2 separate regions of the Mus musculus genome follow, and region 1 is linked to region 2. A link is a contact called in ENCODE Hi-C data. All regions are on one chromosome and are shown on one strand. The core of a region is the stretch at or near the end of the contact, and the rest is flanking DNA. Distances in the headings are between cores, read along the strand shown.

Region 1 (3,103 bases), core at 379-2,878, 42 kb before region 2:
TGAGAGTCCTCTCAACACTCATTGCTTCAGAAAGTTCGTGTCTTGGTTCATTCTTTGGAAGGGTGGGGCTGGGGTTAGAACTCCCTCTGCCTTTGATCCATTTGTACAGTTACAGACTACAGATTAATGGGCTCCTATGTAAGTCTTTAGCCAGTACCATACTAAGTAACCTCGAATCAACAGTGCATTACTTCCTCCTGCATCTTTTCTCAATATCTTGCCAATATAGAACCATACCTTTAAGACCATCTCTGGTTGGTCTCTTTAGAAAAATGTTCCTGGGCTCACATCACAACCCTTTCTTACACAGCTATGCGTCATTTAATTCTGCCCAAGATTTAGTATATTTTAATATAAATAGGCCAACCCTTGAATTATATAATGTCTTATTTAATATTTGATTCCTTTCTGGCTTTTCTGGTCAATGCTTTTTTTGGTTTTTTTTGTTTTGTTTTGTTTTGTTGTTTTTTTTTTTTTTTGTCTGTTTGTTTTGGTTTGGTTTTTGCTGTTTTTTTTTCTCTCTCTCTCTCTCTGCAGCCCTGGCTGTTCTGTATGAGAGAACACTTCTAGAAAAACCTAATTGATATACATTTCCAGTTCATATCCCATCTAGACCCACAATTTACACTAGAGTTCAATGGGAAATTCCTGATAACCATCAGGGGCTTCCCAAACAGACATGTGCTCCTCCCTCCTCCATGAAGCCTTCCCTGGTCACCCAAGCCCAAAGTTATTCCCCTCATAAACCACAACTATATGGTTTATCCTTCTCCTAGGTCAATTACTGCGCGCTATAATTACAGCTAGCAGGATGCCAAGTAAACAGAGCCATTCCCTTATCACCATGTTGCAGACCTAAAAACTAGAATCAGAACAACGATACAACTTACTCAAATTTGCACAGCTGGTTATGGGGAGGCTAATCTAGAACTGGAACCCAGGATTTCCTTTTTTTCTACTTTGACACCATGCCCTTCCTCAGCATGCAGTTGCTTCCTGTCACTGTCCCCCATTACTGTTTTGTATCTCTTCCCCCAATGAGACTACAGCTTGTCTGGGGTTACCCGAAGATTAGTACCATGGTTCAGGTCTTTTCTTTGCCAATCAAGAAGGTTCTAGTAGAGTCCCAGGAAGGACAAAAGAACTTCCACAGACACCTAAAGGCTCAGTTTAAACATGTAGTTCTATCTAGCTCACACCTACAGAGAATATATAGTATTTTCTAGTGTCTTTTGTCTTAAAACATTCGATGAATAAAAACACATTTGAAGAGCCATGTCATTACAAGGCTTAAATTGCTTACACTGTTTGTACTGTCAAATGTCTTCCTTCCCACTACCTCTAGCAATGCTGAATGGCAGTGATAATAACCAGACTAACAAATAAATAACCTTTATATGATATAATTAGCAGCTGTAGACTCTATGACCACCTTACCTTGAGTGAAGTATAGATCAGTGTACCCAAAGAACAGAGCAACATCAGTAACAGAGCCACTATGCACAAGAGCCATGACTTCTTGCACCTCTCTGCCCTTTGAGGACTTGATTCTCTCAAAGGCATTTCCTCCATGAGGCTAGAACTCGTTCTCTGATGGAATGAGAACTGGGGAAAGCAGATACCCACAAGTGATGGATGAACGATGCAATGTCATGTTTTATAGTAATTAGCCCCGTGGGTGTAGGAGGTGGAGTTTTCCTTTGGAACACTGCTAAGCACTCGCTGTCATCGTGGCACCAGGCCAAACATACAAAGGAATGAGAAGGCTTAGAGCCAACAGAAACACGGGAGGGGGGACAGAAGCCACTACAAGGGAAGTTCAGAAGGAAAAAAGTCTTTCCTCAAGCAAGAGGAAGTACTGTGTGCATGCACAGCCAGCCTCGGCTGCTGTAAGACGCTATGCATTCCAAATTATTTCCAAGTAAGAAAACAACTTATAAGACTAAATAAAATCTAAAACTAAGTTTTGTCCTACTGCAGATATAACGACTGGGTAAGTCAGAGAGGTGAGGAGCTGAAGAGTGAGGATGCGTGGTTTAAACAACACGGTTCTCGTGAAGTCATCACACTGCAGACTTCACATAGGTACCATTTTAGAGATACACGAGTTTTGTCAATCGCACCTAGGTGGGAGTTTTAAAACATCAAATCAAAGCTATAATCACACACACACACACACACACACACACACACACAATTCCCAGTTACAAAATGTGTTTATTCTGAAATAGACTTGAAATAAAGCTGCAGCTGGGGGCTGGAGAGATGGCTTGGCAAGTAAGAGCATGCGTTCCTCTTGCAAAGGATCGAAGTCTAGTTCCCAGCCACAGTGTGGTGTTTAACAACTGCCTATTACTCCAGTGCCGGGGAATCCAACTCCATCTTCTGACCCTCAAGGGATCAGACACACATGATACACATACATATATGTGGGCAAAAATGTATAAATATAAAATAAATATATTTTTTAAAAAGACCTGCAAATATATTACTAGAATTTAGCAAACATTAGTAAATAACATGATGGTCAATTTTCTCAAACTTGGACCATGTTGGAACCAAATTCCAATTCTAACACTGAGTAGAAATAAAACTATCATTTAAAAAGTTATTTCCGCAATAGTGTCTGGGTTTGGTGATTGTCTATGGGATGGATCCCCAGGTGGGGCAGTCTCTGGCTGGTCATTCCTTCAGTCTCTGTTCCACACCTTGTTTGTATAACTCTTTCCATGGGTATTTTGTTCACCCTTCTAGGAAGGATTGAAGCATCCACACTTTGGTCTTACTTTTTGAGTTTCATGTGGTTTGTGAGTGCTTGCAGCTAGGAGCCTGGTATAGCTGTCTCCTGAGAAGCTCTGCCAGTGCCTGACAAATACAGATGTGGGTGCTTACAGTCATCCACTGGAAGGAGCCCAGGGTCCCAAATGAAGGAGCTAGAGAAAGGACCCAAGGAGTTGAAGGGTTTACAGCTCCACAGGAGGAACAACAATATGAATTAACCAGTACCCCCAGAGCTCCCAGAGACTAAACCACCATCCAAAGAGTACACATGGTGGGACTCATAGCTCCAGCTACATATGGAGCAGAGGATGGCCTAGTCAGT
Region 2 (3,202 bases), core at 406-2,905:
ATGGCCCATTAAGCTCCACTTACAATGTTCCACCACTTTTCTACTACAAAGTCCCAAAGTCTTCCATATTTTTTCAAACAAAAGCATAATCAGGTCTTTCACAGTTGTATCCCATCCCTGGGACTAATTTCTGTCTGTTACTGTTCTGTGATGGCAGGTATGACAGGCATGATGCTGGAGAAGTAGATGAGAGCTAATCCTAATCCCCAGGTAGCTGAGAGAGGCATTGAGCCTGGTGTGGGCTTGTGAAACCCGAAATCCCGCCCCAACAGCATACTTCCTCCAACAAGACCACACCTCCTAATCCTTTTAATCCTTTCAAATAGTGCCAATTCCTGGTAACTAAGCATTCAAATATGAGCTTACAGGGGCCATTCTTACTCAAACCACCACAATGCATATGAATACTATGCTGCAAAATAACAGAATCAAGGAAGAATCATATGTTTGAGAATTTTAAGCATCTAAGACTACGGAAAACAATAGGGACTTTGGGCATAGAAAGATCGCTCAATGGTTTAACAGTGCTTAATGTTCTTAAAAAGACTAGAGTTCAGTCATTAGGTCTTAGGTCAAGTGGCTGACAACCACTTGTAACTCTAGCTCCAGGTGATCCTGTGACATCCTCTGGCATGGTGAGTACCCATACACATATTCACATATAGACATATGCAATTTTTAAAAGAATAGGAATTTAGAGGGTTTTTTTTAAGAGGAAATGGCAAAAATTTATAGGAACACTCAAATTTGTAGTGGGAGGGGATAGCTTTATGAAGATAAAGGGTCTTGAACATCACAAGAGCTTTCTCAGAAACTCCATCATGAAAATGGACAATAAATAGTCTGATGATGCTGTTGCCTAACCATTGAAACAGTCAACTCTAGTTGGTAAAGTTCTAGGGGACGAATACATGACAATTAATTTCTGTTTTAGACAGATAGAGGAATTACAGAGAAAATTCCTCCCTGTACTTCGAGGGACAGAGGAAAAACTTAACAGCTGAAGAGGAGGAGATCAGAGAGCCCTTACAGTTCAGTGTCAAAGTACAAAATGCAGTGTGGTTTTCTGAGCCCCAAAAGTGCCTAATTAGAAGAGTATTTACCAATCCTAGTGTTTCGAATCTTCCCCATTATCCTTAACTGACTCTGTGTCCTGAGGGGTGCAGGGGGTGGGGGTGTCTGTTATGGGACCTGGGTCAGAGCCTGAACCCTTAGCAGGTCAATTAGAAAAAAATAATTGTGAGAAGCCGAGAAAGGAGAGTTATTCAGTATTATCACATTTGCAAGAGGAACAGATAAAGAGGGTCCGTTTCACAGGTGTGGCTCGAAGTTATGAGAGCACCTGCTGCGATTTCAAGATTCTCTGCTTCTGGGAGAAAGAACAGAACCCAGGACAGATAAGAGAAAGGCAGAAATGGAGACAGATAGGAGAGCACTTTCAAGGGTGGTAGTAGGCCAGCAAGACAGAGGTGGGGTGCGGGGAGGTGCATGGATTCATAAGAGTCATGACCCATTTTTGGTATTATTCATGTTGCCTTCCTTCTCCTGAGTTCGAAGACTGTGGGCTTTTCCCTGGTGGAGAGAGTTTCCAGAACTTCTGAGAACTAGCTTCATTCATATGCTAATGTGATGCCTCCTCTCCTCTCTCTCCCTCCTACCTGTCCATAAGAGACTCAAGTGTACCTCTGGGGTCTAGACAAGAGTTTTAGGCTTAAATAGAAGGCAAGAGGTTTCCATAAATAACTAAGCAGTCCTGCTCTAGGTTATAGCCAAGCCACCATTAGCAAGTCCGTCTGTGTTCCTGTCTCTCCTGCAGGTGGTCTCACAAATTGTCCGTACTGTGTGAATCTCTTCCTGGGAGACAAGTTCCTTCTCTGGCTAGCACCAGGCTTCATCCTGCCTCTTCTCTCAGTGTAAGATCTCTGGGGGAAATTCCCATTCTTTGGGAACTATAATTTCAATAGTCTGGTAGCCAAAGGGAAGATTAAGAATATCTCATTTTAGAATAGTTTCACTCCTGCCAGGATGGTTACATTTCTTCTTATGTAAGCAAGTGGAGGAGTTCACAAAAGCACACTTTGGGAAAGAACAACCCAACATATTTAAGAGGCATACCATGGAAATTTGAATCTGGATTTTGATTTTCCCCAAACTAGCTTGGCCTTGATTCTGGTATACATTCATATTAAGAAATCTCCCAGTTTGAGGACTTTAGTGATTAACATCCTATGATTCAGATGCAGAGGCCCAGCTGTCTTCTCTACATGACCCCTTTCTCGTTGGCTTTCCCTTCTTTACAATAGTTAATCTTCTCTCTGCTGCAGTCTACTTCTTTAGCTTCCTGCTTCTGTTTACATATTTTTACAGACTGACTAGCCACTGCCTAGATGTGGTGAGAGCTCAGCCAAGTTCTTGTGAATGAAAGAGAACAAGTCATCAACACAGAACACACCCCAGTGCGTTTTTTTTTTCCCAAGTAGCTTCCCAGGTACTGGCCTGTGCTAACAACAATGAATGGGAAATTTCTCAAGTAGAACATTCCACACCCCAACCTTAAACTCCACAAGTTTGCTCAATCTTGAAGCCTAAAAGGGATGATTGGCTGATAATCAGTGTGTTCTCACTTGATTCCTGAGATTCTTTCTTGCATTCCAAACATAGTTAGCCTGCACTTGCACCTTAAGGGAGAGTTTGCAGAAGAAAAACTGTGTAACAACCTGCATTTCTTTTTCCCACCAAATATTCCAAACTTATTTTTCAAATTCGAATTATTGGAGTAAAGTCCAGAAGGTCTAAAGGAATTAGTACTTGATGAAAAACATCTTGGCAAAGAAAATGGATGGATAAATCACTGCCCCCAAGGTGACTATAGCTAGCTGACGTCAGCGGTGCAGGTGCAGAGGCACTGAGATGTCTAAAGGTGACTCTTTGACTCATTATAATCCTAAAAGGCAAAAGATCATTCCCATAGTGATTTAAAATGTGAATGAGACATGGGAAACTACAGGAAACAGAGAGTACGTGACAAAGCCTGCACTATCCAAGCGACCCAGAAACCCTGCTTATAAAAATTACCTCCAAATCCCAGGAAATGTGACACAAAACTCCCTATCCTTTATACACATTTACTCCATAGAGTCTATGAGAGTCCAAGCTGCCATCTTAATGTTATAGTCATGGATCTGAGTTCAAAGGGACTGTG

What was found. A loop is a pair of places that touch in the nucleus more often than their neighbours do.
Region 1: a map of left cerebral cortex shows a loop between it and region 2 (2.4-fold over the local background). The contact joins the promoter of Tnfsf18 here to the enhancer-like site in region 2. A Hi-C loop is called at or near these places in 3 of 37 maps with a recorded cell type or tissue (heart and left cerebral cortex).

Annotation. Positions count from the first base shown.
Region 1 is chr1:161,493,182-161,496,284 of GRCm38, reverse strand. Tnfsf18 (tumor necrosis factor (ligand) superfamily, member 18) reads right to left here and starts at 1,628. Exons shown (of 3, transcript NM_183391.3): 1 at 1,438-1,628. The coding sequence starts at 1,572.
Region 2 is chr1:161,451,275-161,454,476 of GRCm38, reverse strand. No RefSeq gene overlaps it. Among named protein-coding and RNA genes, the nearest start is that of Tnfsf18, 42 kb to the left of the region's middle. Within about 2 kb of position 1,655, at least 1 of the 3 ENCODE cell types and tissues checked has a DNase peak (open chromatin) inside an H3K27ac peak, as active enhancers do; it is left cerebral cortex, where a contact is called at or near this core.